3 separate regions of the Mus musculus genome follow, and all the other regions are linked to region 1. A link is a loop called in an ENCODE intact Hi-C map of the cell type or tissue named here. Cell type or tissue: left cerebral cortex. All regions are shown on one strand.

Region 1 (5,000 bases):
TAGAGTACAGCCCTACAGGGTTATGTGCTCCTAGCCCATCCCCCATGCCCTTCTCAGCTACTGTCTCCATTCACCTCCTGACTGTTGGTGAATAGCCAGCCCTCTGAGCCATGTTAAGCCTTTGACTTCTGTGCTGCCAACCCGGTTTATGCCAATGTGTTCCTTTAAATGATGTTTTTGTTTTGAAGGAAATAAATCCTATGAGTTACTAGCATCTCTCCCTCTGTGTCTGTCTCTCTGTCTGTGTCTGTGTCAATCTGTGTGTGTGTGTGTGTGTGTGTGTGTGTGTGTGTGTGCTTAACCTTGTGAATAAGCCATGCCAAAAGCAAGAGACATGAGGGAAAAAAGGAAAGGGTTAGAATGCTGGATATCATCATTGCTACAGCACTATATAATCTGATATGTATAATCTGATCTATTTCCATAAAAGGCCTAAAATTCTGCAAAAGAAACAGTAATAAAAAAGAAGAACATAAGGTAAGAATTGTTTGTCCAATGCCAAGTGATCAGCCCTGAAAACATACATACAAGTAATACTGTATTCTCTGAACGGGTTATATTTAGGAATGTGTGTATGCATGTATGTATGTATGTATATATGTATATACCTATACTTATATATATCTAAAAACAACTAGTGAGAGAAGAGGCTGCCAGTTTGTAGCAGAGCAGGAAAGGGAAAAAGAAAAATGTTATAATTTAATTATGATCTCAATATTTTTAAAATGTGAAAAATCAAATTATGATATAAACAAATATATTAGCTGGATGGTTGTAGTGCCTGCCTTTAATCCCAGCATTCAAGAAGTAGACACAGGTAGAGTTCAAAGCCAGCTTGGCCTACAGAGTTCTGAAACAGCCAGGGCTATACAGTGGAACCTGTCTTGAAAAACCGTTAAAAAAGATCATAATAAGACCCATTCTTTTACATTCTTTTATATAAATAGTATATATTAATAAAATTACATATTCCAGAAATGAGAAAAAGTGCAAAAAGTACAAAGACTATGTATTTTGCTTTGTTTTTACTTAGTTACTTGGCTTCGACTCTGTAGGTCAGAATATAAAGGTTTAAAATTCATGCAAGATTGCACAGAAAGATGGAGTCAAAGGCAGCTCTGGTGTGTTGGTGGAAATTTTTCCTCTGTTCTCTGGCTCTCTGAGCATGGGTTTGATTTATCTAAGACACACAGAAACAAAATAGTAACTTCCCTTGCCAATATTCTAAGACGATTGCTCATGGGGGGCTTAAGCTTCTGCTGAGAGCAGATCAGAATTTCTCATGATGAGTTACGGCTAACCTGCTGAATATGTTTGGACTTGGCAGACACATATCTCCAGGATCTGTCCTTTGTGTTTCTCAGCCCTCCTTGGGAAAGGTCAAGTGCACTAATAGCTTTCTTCCACTCTTTATCAGCTAAGCATAAAAATCTTACTGGGAGAGGCCTTGGCCTATTTAATAGTGTTGCATCTGAGCCATTCATGTCTGGAGAATACTCAGGCTGGGCCCAGTTCTAGCTGAATCACAGCTTAGGCATATGGCCTGACTTTTATAGCATTTTAAAAATGATGTTGCACTTTAAAGAGTAAGGGGGAGGTTTAAAAAATTCTGGTGTCGTACCAATTCTTTTTCCATTTTATATAAAAGGAATTTTTTCCACCTGTCTACAAGGACGGGTGCATGAAACATGGAGAAAGATAAGGGTAATTCTTTCTGTCTATACTTCATTCCTATCTTGAAACATGACCTATATCTAGAGAAGGAAGTCATGCTCAAATGCTCCATTGCCAGAGCTTTTAGTCTTCTGAACATTTGACTTTTGTTGTGAAGGAGATGTCTAGAAAAAAAAAATGGATGACTCTGTGAAGATCCTAGGACCTGCATTAATTTAAGTCTGCAGACAGAATTCAACAGCATGTAAGTGATGTGGCTACCATAAAAAAAAAACCCACCCAGAGGGGCTAGGAAATGAATAAGAAGCTTGTTTCCACAGTTGTGTTTCCAACACAGAAAGCCTGATAGATAGCTAACTGAAAACCCTGGCCAGAGTATACAGGTTGAGCTTTGTGGGTTGGGTAGACAATGACAGCCGTTTCTGAAATCAGAATAGTCTGGACTGTGTCACTGCAGGGTCTCTCCTCTCATAGAGGGGATGGTTTAGGAAAGTTCTAGAGCTTGAAGCTACAGCTTATGAGGAGGTGGAATTCGTTGTGAAAAAAATAAAGTCACTCTCATTTAAATGATTTGAATAAATTCTTTCATTTCAAAATATTAGACATAGGACCGTTGAAATCCTCTCAATGTAAAGAAGGGTAAGTGTCGCCCCCAGTGGCTCTGCTGTGCTCCTGCTCAGCTCAGGCTCTGTAACATCACAACAGCCCAACAAAGTTACTAGTAGTATTCTGGTTTGTATTCCTATCCTAATGCTTTGTTATAAAATAACTCCAATTTGGCAGTTCAAAATTATAAACACTTAGAATCTCATAGTCTGTTGATTAAAGCCACAGAGTTTATCCATGTGCCTTAGGCTCGTGTCTTCTCTTAGCAAGATTTGGACAATCTGCTCTCAGGTTGGAGTTTCACTCAGGGAGAGGCTGAGCACGTGCAAGATCCTGCTTCATGCTTACTCATTTGGCTATGGTCCCATCTCAGGCCTTCACTGGCGCTTGCCTGGAGAAATTACCTGCTTCCCACTTGTGAATTTTAATATGCCTGCTGCCAGCAAGTCAGGTTGCTCCTTAGAAGGCAAAGGATTTGAAACAAATGAGAGAATGGATCCTCAAGAAGGAAGCTTCCATCCTTCTATAATCTATCCTGAGTTCCTCCTTCTCTTTTCTTCACTCTTTTGTTGTTCCCAAAATAGTCACTACTGCAACCTGCACCCATTAAGAGACAATCATATAAATATGCTGCTATTTTAGAGGCTACTACAGTTTGATCATTTTAAGTGCTGACAAACATCAAGTTTAGAAAGAAATAATTTACCCAAAGGTCATTTGACTGCTCCATAGCAAAAGAGGGCTTCATTTCTAGGATATTGGGCTGCAGAGACCCAGTTCTTGTCCAATATGCAGTCGAAAACCTATGTTTTAGGTAGGAAATCAGCTTTTCTCTGAATCCTTTTGATGACTGATTTCCTTTTCCATTGAAAAAGGCTTTAAAGAACTGGTGTGAAACTTGTCTGATTGTGCCCAGATAAACAGTTCTAGTTACAGTATCTTTTATGTATTTCATCTTCCAACAATCTCCTTAGGGATGTCCTTGTCTTCTGTTGTGTCTGTAGATAACTCAACAAGATAACAGATGCCTGAGATAAACTTCAGCAAGCCTCGCAACTCGGATTCTTAGGAATGGTTGTTTGGTTTAGGGTTAATGTGAAAGGAAAACTTCATAGCTTGGTCAAGTTGGCTTTGCAGAGAAATGACTAGACTCCTAGACCTTCATTGCTGCACACAATAGGAAAGCCATAGACCCTTGGGAATCAAGAAAACAGATAGGGCTCACAAGGCCACAGAACCATATCACTACCCCCTTCACAGGTCAGGATGGTTGTACAAACTAAATCGTGAGCTAGACTGGGAGCCAGAAAAGAATGTCCTTGTGAATGAGGGTTCTGCCACACTGCTCTAGTCAGAACAACACAGAAGCTACAGGAAGACAGGAGGGTGTTCTCTGGCAACTGTATTCAGTTCACTCAAGCCCTGTGTGTAACCCAAAAGTCCTGTGTCCCAGTCAACACAGAAGGATTAACCACCTGTCAACTACTCCTAGGTAAACACCATGTCATGGTGTAACTGCTATATTAGAATGTTGATCATTACATATTCTTTCAGTGAAGACTAGTGTCACCTACAGTCATGAGACACTCAACACCATTTCCTTAACACCTACCACATGCCTAGAGCTCAACCAATGCTTGTGACTTGCCTGACGTCTTTATGATCACACCAATGGTTGGAGCCTGGGGTTTTCATCTCTGCAGTGTTTGGGAGCAGCTGGTAACATAAATGACTACATTCCAAGAGAATTTGCTCACAATATAACTCATTCATCAGAAGCACAGAGGAATTAAGCCCTTTCAAGATAATCATTCCTTCTGGCATTTCCAGGTTTCTCACATCTAAACTTTAGGGAATGGGTTTTAAGACACCTTTGCTTCTCCTTTATCCGAGGGTCTATTTGAGAATGAACTGGAGCTCCAAAGAGCAGGATAACGATAGACTTTGGGGGGGGGGATTTATGTATCTTACTACCTGTGTAATCACCATCAGGAAGTACTAAACTGGTGAAGGAAAAGAGGTTTTGTTGTTGTTGATATTGTTTTCCTTTAAAAGTCGTATCAGCGAAAAGAGGTTGAAGTGATTTTAAAAGACGTATCAGCGAAAAGAGGTTGAAGTGATTTTTTCCTCTTACTACAATCCACACTTGTGTACACCAGTCAAATGCTGTACTTAATCCAGTGAGCATCACTGCTGGAAGGACTGTGATTCATGTGCTCGGGACCTTCTGAGTCACCATTGGTCATTATACCATGTAAAAAGGAAAAGACCCCCTCCTTCTGTGTTACATAGGAAGTGTGACCATGTAAGAGTAAATTGAGAAGCCGTGTGCTTCCACGGCTGTGAAACATTTTAATATAAGTTGATATGTCTTCCCATAATAATTTAACTTTAAATTAGAGAGGGAAAGTGCCATCGAAGCCTGCACAGTGTAATTAGATTGGCCCTGGCATCGGGTGTTAGAGCTAAAGTTCATCTCTTCTCAGAACGGGATTGTTCTGTTTTTGCTTTGTTTAATTTGAGCTATTTTGGAGGACAGAAAATTGGAACCAGTGAGAACTGACTTTGCAGAACCCAAACTGACAGAGAACCTGTTATGCGTTGCAGGGAGAAGGCAGAGGGCTGCTTTGTCCACCCTAACCACCCAAATGGGCTTGGCCCACTGCCCATCAAATGTGAAGCACATTACTTTGTTTTTAATCACCCTGTCTTACCCTGCT
Region 2 (5,000 bases), 250 kb after region 1:
GGGTTAAAGCAGGCCAGACAAGATTTGCATTTGGAGCGTCTTGTCGAACTGCATGCTGGAAAGGCCACATCCATACTCATGGCTTCCTTGTCAGTGAGCAGGGAGATGGGAAAGGATGGCATACCAGCAGCCTGGGATGCTATCATGGGTATAGGGCAATGGACAGAATCCTTTCAGACATAATTATTTGTAGATTTTTCACTTAAATCACCTAGAAGGTAATTTTGCTAGAAAGGTTAAGGGAACTATATTATAATTATTCAAAACGACAGAACACATTGGAGGCCTTCACAGGCCTGACCTCCTGACTTCCGGTTGTTTCGCTGTGCATGGGCTGAGACAGTATATTATTATCCTCTTTTCACAGATGCCAAAACAAAGGTAAAGGGCAATTTACGATTTGCCTATTATGACACAAGTACAAATGGAAGTCACAGTAGAAATACAGGCTTTCGGCACTGTGTCGTGGCATAAACTTGTAACCCCTGTACTCAAGAGGATCAGAAGTTTGATGTCAGGCTGGACTACGTGATAGAACCCCGAAGAGAAAGAAATAAAGGGAGAGAAAGACTCAGAAAGGAAAACATTCAGGCTTTCTGATCCTGTGCCCATCAGCCATCTTTCTATACCAGGAGCTGTTACTCGGTGGGAACTCTAGGGTCCTAGGACCTATTCAGGGACCAGCCACAAGGGAAAAAGTGGTCAGGGCTCCATGATATAGTTCCTGCCCCTACCAGACCAGATCTATGTCTATCCAGTTAATCAACAAGCTTTCTGTTCAACCTTCAGTTTAATTCTTTGCTTAAAAATATACATGTTACAGGCTAGAGAGATGGTTCAGCAGTTAAGAGCACTGGATTGCTCTTCCAGAGGTCCTGGGTTTAATTCTCAGCTACCACAAGGTGCCTCACAACCATCTTTAATGGGATTTGATACCCTTTTTTGGTGTGCATAAGAACAGTGAATTCATATGTCCTTATGCATAAAATAAATAAAACCTTAATATATGTATATATATATACATATATATGTGTGTGTGTGTGTGTGTATGGTGTGTGTGTGTGTGTGTGTGTTATCTGAACTCTTGAAGCTATCCTGAAAAGGCCATGAGAGTAGTAAGAATACTGAAGGGTTGGTGGGTTGTAAGAAGGCAAAGCAGGCTAAGACACCAGTGCATTTGGAGTTATTCAATATCCAGTCCACTACAGATAGCATTTCTGTGAGCTACCACCAAGTCAATGATCAGTCATCACAAAGTAATAAAGACACAGGAAATTCCCTTCCTCTTTTCGATGACTATGTAACCCATTGAGAACATGGGACTGCCACATAGCAAAGTACACAAATACAGATAACATAAGGTGATGATCTATACATCACAACCATGGTCCAGAAAGTTCTAGAGCCTGTAAAACACTGCACCAGCCAGTGGGAAAACCTATCTGTCTATTTGCTCTGCTATTGAACTCCACTGCTGAGTCCTGTCCCAGGTCCAAATCTCCTTTAGATCCCTATGGGTTTTTTTCCTTAGAAAGATGAGGGAGGAGGAGAAAAAAAGAGAGAGAGAGAGGAGGAGGCAGAGAAGACAACACTCTTGGAAACAAAGATCAAGGAAGAGATAAAATTTTAAATGTTTTACTGTGTGCATATGCAGGTGTATATTCAAGTGAGTTTCTGTGCTCTATATATACATGCAGAATTCCAAATGGACAAGAAGAGAGTGGCAGATGCCCTAGAGCTATAAGTACACGTATTGCTGAGCACATGATGTCCCCAGTATCAATGCTAGAAACAGAACTGGGGTCTTCTGTAACTACAGTAAATGCTTTTAGTCCCTGAGACATCTCTCCAGCTCCAGGATGTACCATTTTAAATGGAGGATTCTACAAAGGAAAGGTGTTAGGTGAAGAGGAAAAAACTGAATTGCTAATGGTGACCATTAATCTTGGCAAAAAGATAATTTAGGATAAATCTTTCTATGTTATTCCAGGTCGCTCTTCATAGGCATATACACTTCTCTTGGCACAGGACAAAAACATGTAGGTGCTCAGACAAGTCTATAGTAAAGGAAATACTAAGAGACTTGTGTCCTAAAGCTACTTATCTGCCCCTACACCAACCTTCTCTATGGTCTTTGGAAAGGAAATAGCACTTTGAACTAAGGGTATGTGGGAAATAGAAATTTTTAAAACCCCAAAACTAGTTATAAATTGCATAAAACCAAAAGCCAGTCTCTAGAGAATACTTCTGACCATAATATGGGAAAATCTAAATAGAATTCATCCATCATCCTTATGGAAACAGCTCTTGTCCGGTGCGAGTGATTCCACAAGGCAGTACATGCAAAGATATGAATAAACTCTATTTTTCTATGAATTATATGAAGTTGGATATATCAAGAGTCCCTTGTTAAAGGGCACACATCTGGTAGCAATACAACACAGCCATCTAGTTGTATGCAGCCATACTTAGGAATTCCAACTATGAAAAGTACAAAACTGCTGGGAGTGGTGGTAACACATGTCTGGATCACCACCCCCACCCCCCACTTAGGAGAGGGAGGCAGCATGATCAGGAGTTCGAGGCTGAGGCTACACAAGACCTTATCTCAGAAAAAATAAAATAAAAATAGAAACAAGATTCACTTAAAAACAGCTGCTAAACATGTGAACATAAATATTATTAAAATGTATCAGTCAGTTATATATTATTTTTAATAACATTTACTTAATATAAATATATAAATATTTAATTGTTTAATAATATGTTTTTAATACTCATTAGGTTATTTTTAACTTATTTAAATTTCCATCTTGTACAAGTTAATGGCATTCTTGATTCTTATTATGCACTTTTAATGTATTATTTTTCTTCAAGGTCCCAAAATTCATCAGGGAGTTATGGTGTCTGGGTTTTCTTTTGTAAGCAGTGAAGTTTGCGATGAATGGTGCTGTAAGAACTCTGTTCTCCCAGCCCTTCCGTGGGCAGTTCTCAAACTCAGTAATGACCACATGCTTCCATTTCTTCCCATTTCCAAACTCTTCATCTGCTTCTCACCTCCTCCGTAATGAACGGCTTAAGGTAGAACTGAAACACCCTTCACCATTTGTACCACTGCCTCCGTCTTCTACAAAAAGATGAATCACGGCTACCATTTTTATTTTGCCACCGTCCTTTGTTCTGTCCCACAAATTATTTAAAAAACAGAATCATTCTTGTAAAAAAAAATTCAGACTCATTGCCACATGAAAATGATTCATTCTTGAGAAAAAAAAAAGAACACGGCCCTGCACATTAACAATCAAATCTCTATATACGTAAAGATGGTGAATTCGCTTTTCAAAAATTTATCTCACAGGATTATTCATGCCTTTTGAAAAAGATGAAGTACTCATATATATCTTTCAGTTTTCATGTGCATATAATTTACTAAATGTACATCAAATATAATGTATCTACAACATAGTGTCTAAGCATGAAAGTCGGTATTTTCATATAATTGCCCATTTATATTAAAAGCCTCTTACAAAAATCTTTCCCCTCCTGAAATATCTCTTTTTTTCCCCAATGAGAATAATAGTCATAATTACAGAGTAAGAACACATGACAGATAATGTTCCAATTTTAGAAAATTAGCTCTTTCTTGGCCTTGCAATGAAACCCCTTTTATCTGACGTTGGTGCCGGTGTCATATAGAAGGAGGGTATTATTTGGCTTTTCAGGGTAAAGAGACACCTAGAAAAGCACTCACAAAGACAAATTGTTATATTAACTAACACTGATGACACGAGAAGAAACACGGGAGAACAATAGGAACGGTCTTGTTTAACTGGAAGCAGCCTCTCAGTTGGATCGAAAGCCATTTCTTTAAAGGTAAATCGAGACTTCTATCTGCGGCCCCACTGATTTTCTGCTGGTGAACCCGAGAGTTAACACTGCGCATGTCTAGTCTCATATGTGCCGTGTTCACCTGGCTCTCCAATTCCTCAAGCCAGGACTCCAACAAGGTTTAACTAGTCAATGATAGTAAGGTTTAACTAGTCAATGATGGTTCAGGTAAAAGTTCACGGGCCGAAATGTGAGACTGGGCTTACAACTACCCATGCTCTCAGCAAGCTGCAATTGATTTGGATGGTAGAAATCTTTGTTTTCTTCTGAGGACTCACTGTGTTAGCACAAAATATCCCCAACAGGCATATGCTTTGAATACTCGTCTTCAGATGGAGGAACTATTTTTGGAAGGCTGTGAAAACTTCGAGAGGTGGGGCCTAGCTGGGGGAAGCAAGTCACTAGGGTTATGGCTTTGAAAGTTGATTCAGGACCCCAGCCCCCTTTTCTCTATTCCTGTTTGAGACTCTTATCCTCAGTGCGATGAAGAAGCCCCTTTGCCACAGACTTCTTAGGCTATGGTATTCTTCCTAAGACCATGGGACTAGGCAGCCATGTATTAAGTACTCTGAAACTGTGAGCCAAAATGTCGTTACGTCTTCAGGCTGTCCTTAAGTACATGTTAGTCACACTGTCCAAATACACTTCTCTATTGAATAACTACCCATCGCCCTAGGTCCATACCTGATTTTCTCACGGTCCCCACAATGGGTAATGCTTACTTTCTCTGTTCTACCAATGAGGAAACTGAGATTCAGAGAACAGGAAGAAGAACCCCACTTGTTAGCATGCCAGAGCTGCTGTCTACCACTGATCTTATATTTACAATTATCTCTGATAGGTCGTCTTTCTACAAGAGAGAAACTCAGTCAGAGAAACCCTAAGTCTCAAATCGGCCTAGGCATCAAGGTTGCCTTGACTATGGGCCATGTGTTCTCCCATCACAGAAGAGCTTCTTGGATCAGTTTTTCTCAGAGCTTTCTTCATCTCATCAGTGAATGGAGCAGTGAAAGTGACTGACTATCCTAACCTTCAAGAGATTTTGATTTCTCCCAAGAAAACTGCTTATGAAGTGGCTCCCTGAGCCTCTTCATCGGCCCAAGGCAGGCTGG
Region 3 (5,000 bases), 370 kb after region 1:
AATATGTGAGCGATGAGCAAGAAAAATACCTTTGAGGAAGAGGCCTGCAGGGTGTGTGGGCATGCACAGCTAGAGGGCTATGCAGAGAGTCTTCCTCAATCACTCTTCACCTTTCTGCTTGTTTTGATTTTGTTTTTATTTTTTTGTCCAGGTCTCTCATTGAAGGCAGGATGTGGACTCAGATCTGCATGCTTTTGCAACAAGTATCCCATTCACTGAGCCTTCTGACTAGCGTTAAAATTTTTGGGGTTAGGGAGTTAGAACTTAAATTTCTTTCTTTTTTTTTTAATGTGTACACATGTGTATCTGTGTCTGTTTATGCACAACATGTGTGCAGGTGCCCTCAGATACCAATTGGACATCTTATGCCTCAAAGTAAAAGCCCCAGGGCCAGGGATGATTACATCTTGTTGAGTCATTGTCCAAAGGGGTCTTATACACAACAACAACACCACCACCAAACATCACAGGCTACTACTACAACTCTTAGTTGCTCCCCACAGCCTAATGGTAAGGCCCTATTGCTTAAGAAAACACTTTCATGTCCCAGACATAGAGAAGTCAAGCTAGTGCCTAAGTAGAAGCATTATCCCTACTGACTAGCATTGATGGTGCTAGAAGGTATTCTGTAACTACTAGAAGGGAACTTTAATCATCAATATCACCTGACTACAAACCCTGTGACCTTCAGCAGCTCCCTGCCTGACAGGTGGACTGGTATAATAGTAGGACAAATGGTTTAGGTGTAACCAGCCACTGACCTAATGGATTTAAGGCCCACTCTATGAGATGGAACGCATACCGGATGCTGCTAAAGTAGACAATAACCTTACAGCAGAGCCTAAAGGGAAACCTACATTCTCATTCTGCTAAAAGAGCATAGCAATAAAATGACTGCTAAAGACATAGTAGTATTCCCACATGTCAGTGCTTTCCTCAACCTTCATCAGAGAAGCTTTCTCTTGAAGTGCATGGGAAACAAAACAGCATCTCACAACTTGATGCTATGCAGAGAATGAGAGACCTTGAAGTACTCCGTACTAGGCAGAATGTCTTCATCAAACTCCTCTCCTCAAGGCTCATGGATCTATGTGGGAGAGGAGGCAGAAATATTATAAGAGCCCTAGGGGATGGATGACTGCAAGGAAGCATTCTCCTGACGCAAGAGGACTGATGTACACATGAAACCACAGAGGCTGTGGGAGCATCCACAGACCTGCACATACGTGTTCAAGACAGAACCAGTTCTGAGACTTAGAAGTGGACATAGTGTCCCACCCTAACTAAAAATCTGCTGGCAAAGGGAAAATAGATTTTCTCTAAAGGAGTATCTTAAGTATATTAACCATTCTCCAGGGCAGTCCCCATGCCCAAGAATAGTTGGCCATCACAGAAAAAAAAAAGTTGTATTTTTTTGTGGACTCTCTTTCATTAGGGCTTGTTTTGGCCTTTATTTTTTTCTTATTGGTCTTTGTTTTTGATATGTGATTTTGTGGGAAGGGTTGTGTATGATTTTTGTTTTTTGTTTTGTTTATATTTTTGCTTCTAAATTTTTATTTTTTGTTTGTTGAAATAGAGAGAAAGAACATAAAGTTGGGTAGGTATCTGGGAAGGGTTAGGGGAGGGGAAATGATCAAAATACATTATATGAAGAAAACAAATTTCAACTTTAAAAAAAATCATATACGGGGAAAGAGGGTCCACTTCCTTCAAGCACCACAATGAGGGGTGCTTCTGAATGCTTGAAGTATGATAGAAGGTACATCCCAGTTTTCAGGACTAGAATATTTTAAAGGAATAGCCAAGTATGCTTAGCCTTAAAAGAGAGAGAGAACATGTTTTGTAGTCACTGATGTTGTTTGCATTTGACATCCATCAGGCATTAAAGATTGATAAGCAAAAAAAGAACAGGAGATCAGCAAATCCCCACAAGTTTCTTTTTTCCACTTGGACTCTGTCCCACAACGTCAGAATTTCTGTGGGGACCATTGGCTACCACCAAGTGTCAGAGGCCAGAGTTAATGAGGGAAAGAAAACTGGGCAAGTAGGAGTGTGGTGCTTGCAGAAACTCTTGAACTTATGTGGGGTACTTAGCTGCATAAGGCAATAAATCGAATGATGAATTTCATGGTGTTTGTGTTGTGACGCCCATCAATTGAGGACAAAGCAGTTTAACTCTCAGGCCTTCTTCTCAAATCTCTGTAACAAAGAAGCAAATCATAACCCCTACCTTCAATCCAAGGCCTTGGAAACACATACACACACACACACACACACACACACACACACACACAGAGAGAGAGAGAGAGAGAGAGAGAGAGAGCACTTCTGTATGCATTTATGAAGCTAGTTTTTAATCACTGTAGTTCCTTCTAAGTCAAAGGTATTGCTTGGACTTACATCGTCAGCAACCTAATGGAAGTGGCATGTAATTCATTTGTGAGTCCCCCGTGAAGTGTATGGGTAGGAAATTATGCACCTGTATTACATGGGCAATTAACCAGCTTTTCTGATCGAGGTAGTGACAGCTGCTAATCATGCCACCTAATTCCCTCCCATTTTAAATTTATTATTATTACTCTTGCAGCAATTTTCTGATCTCTTTCCTTTCTAATGCTTTCATTTTGTTTTTCCTTCAGAAAACTCGAACTGAACTCCTGACCCCTGCTGGAACCCTGCCTCCTCTGAAGTACAGGCTTCATTTCTTTTCCTCCTTCGTGTTTCCTGATTGGAGCTCCCTCTGCTGACCGAACAGACTTGCTTTCAAGGCAATATTTAGAAACTGTGTGGTCTTCCCTCTTATTCGCTGTCCTAGTTTGCTCTCTATTGCTGTGATAAATGCCATAACAAACGCAATATCATCATGACTCAGGGAGGAAAAGCATCTTACAGATTATGGTTCTTTATGAAGAGAAAAGAGGACAGAGATGGAAACAGAAGCCATAGGGGAAAGCCGCTTAATGGCTTGCCCTCCATGGCTTGCTCAGCTTTAAAGAACCCAGGACCGCCAGCCCAGGCATGACATCATCCACAGTGGACATCAATCACAAATCAAGGAAATGCCCCCCCCCAGCAACTTGCCTACAAGCCAATGTTATAGAGGCACATAGTTAAAAAAAATACATAAAAATGAAAACCTTAGTGTATACATTCCACTGAAATCAACTGTACCACATGGTTTTAATGTTCTCTCTCTACCTAGCCACTGACACATGACACATGGGGGACGCTAAAGATTCCAAGTGAACAAGTCCAAAAGAACACCTCAACACACACACACACCACACACACACACACACACACACACACACACACACACACACATTCTAGACAGTATTTGTGCTATGATGCTTTCTAGAATAAGTTCAAGGCCTGGTGAGGATGCCCAGTCAGGAGCTACCCCATTCATAGTGTACGTGTATGCCCAGAGGGTTTGGTAGAGGCCTCCCTTCTTCATCCCTTACACCGCATCTTGCAGACCACAGTTCTTCAAATAGAGACTCTGCAAATGTCTTTCTGAAGGCAAACCCTGTCACCTGAAGCACATTGATTTGATCCAAGCTAATTTTTTGAAAGCCCCTAAAAAAAATAATTCCCGCTATAAAGAAGGATCAGCTGGCCTGCTTAGGGGACTCTTCCACCCCTGATGCCTGTGATCCTGTGATATGATCCAATCGGCCTTCATGGAGGGCTGTCTGCTGAGTTAATTGTATGCACTTCTTTGTGTTCTTCTCTTATGTTTATTTCATTGCAATATTTACAAAGGGACTTGCGAAATAAGTCACTATGCAAATGGGAGCGTGCATACAAGATCCCGAGGAATATTAAAATTCATTAACCTTATTTACATTTGAAGCATTATCATGTATATTTGAGCACAGTGCACCTGCCAGGAGGACGTTGGGCCACATCAGCAGTCCACTGAATAATCTATTCACTGCCTTTAATTTCCTTGTCAAGTAAAGTAAAAACTTCCTTATTTTGGATGCATGCAGAAATCACTCCCAAGCTTCTCTAATCGCCAGCAGTTCTTATTTCTAGAGGAGTCTAACATAAATTTCAAGTTGTCCATTGACATTTGAAAGATGAATTTCCCTGAAGAAAATTTCCCATCTTTATTAAATTTGAAGTACAATGTTTCTCTTATCACCCACTTGGAAATGAAGGAGACCAAACTCATTCTTTTGGGTGCTGACAAAAGAGAAAAAAAAAAAAAAGGTTTTGCCTGCCTGGAGCCCTTCCCCATCCAACCCAAGGAACTCCATTGTCTACAAAGAAGGAAAATAGATGGCTTGGAGATTTATGAAGGTGAAGGAAACATCCATTTTTTTCTTTGGGGGGGAGGAAGGGAGTAGGGGTGAAACAAGAAAATCTTCACAGTTGCATTTAACATTCCCCAGAGTCACCGTTACATTTAACATTCTCTAGAGCTATGAGAATGGACTCTGTCACAACCCACCCGGCTTTGGATTGTATAGTGGAGGGGAAAAAAAGAGTATGATCAATAAGTGTTTTCTAACAGGATAAACCAAGTAAAGGGTGAGTTTTGATCAACCAATGCCTTCTTGGGTTTACTAATGCAAGTTAACAAGTTGGAGGAGATAGGCGACTAGCACAGGAAAGTGGAATTCTATTGCTACAGTGATAAGAAGCAAAGAAGCTGAGTGCTGAGTGGTACCAGAGGAAACTGTTCCCAGAAATTGAGGGCAGCCAAGACTCAAAGATTTTCTTAATAAATGACGGTGGACTTGTTCTCTGGGGTGTGTGTGTGTGTGTGTGTGTGTGTGTGTGTGTGTGTGTGTGTGTGTGTGTGATATAAATACCTCCCTCGACCCTTCACCCTCCATGAATTGTCAGGAAAGTCTACATGTCAGCTCTGAGTTTTCTGAGCAGATGATTCCAAGCATAGTGAGTTCCCATCAAGGCCCAGGTGCTGTGCCAGTCAACTGCGAGGACGTATGGGGTTCTGTGAGAACAATAGACCCAGAGACTATGTGGTA

What was found. Hi-C counts contacts between places; a loop is a spot of excess contacts. Peaks named below come from ENCODE experiments on the same cell type or tissue, not always from the same donor. Only the 100,000 strongest peaks of a DNase experiment are listed, where the experiment ranks them.
Region 2: it touches region 1 in a loop (25-fold over the local background); 2 of 42 quality-filtered maps call a loop at or near these places.
Region 3: it touches region 1 in a loop (2.3-fold over the local background); 2 of 42 quality-filtered maps call a loop at or near these places.

Annotation. Positions count from the first base shown.
Region 1 is chr2:51,459,622-51,464,621 of GRCm38, forward strand. No RefSeq gene overlaps it. Among named protein-coding and RNA genes, the nearest start is that of Gm32434, 24 kb to the left of the region's middle. In left cerebral cortex, a CTCF peak has its summit at 2,322; DNase peaks (open chromatin) are centred at 1,539 and 2,611; H3K27ac peaks cover 1,368 bases.
Region 2 is chr2:51,709,736-51,714,735 of GRCm38, forward strand. The region is part of intron 1 of Gm13490 (predicted gene 13490); the gene reads right to left. Among named protein-coding and RNA genes, the nearest start is that of Gm13490, 20 kb to the right of the region's middle. In left cerebral cortex, no CTCF peak of the experiment used is centred here; a DNase peak (open chromatin) is centred at 3,066.
Region 3 is chr2:51,827,745-51,832,744 of GRCm38, forward strand. No RefSeq gene overlaps it. Among named protein-coding and RNA genes, the nearest start is that of Gm13490, 98 kb to the left of the region's middle. In left cerebral cortex, a CTCF peak has its summit at 2,740 (motif pointing left); a DNase peak (open chromatin) is centred at 2,747.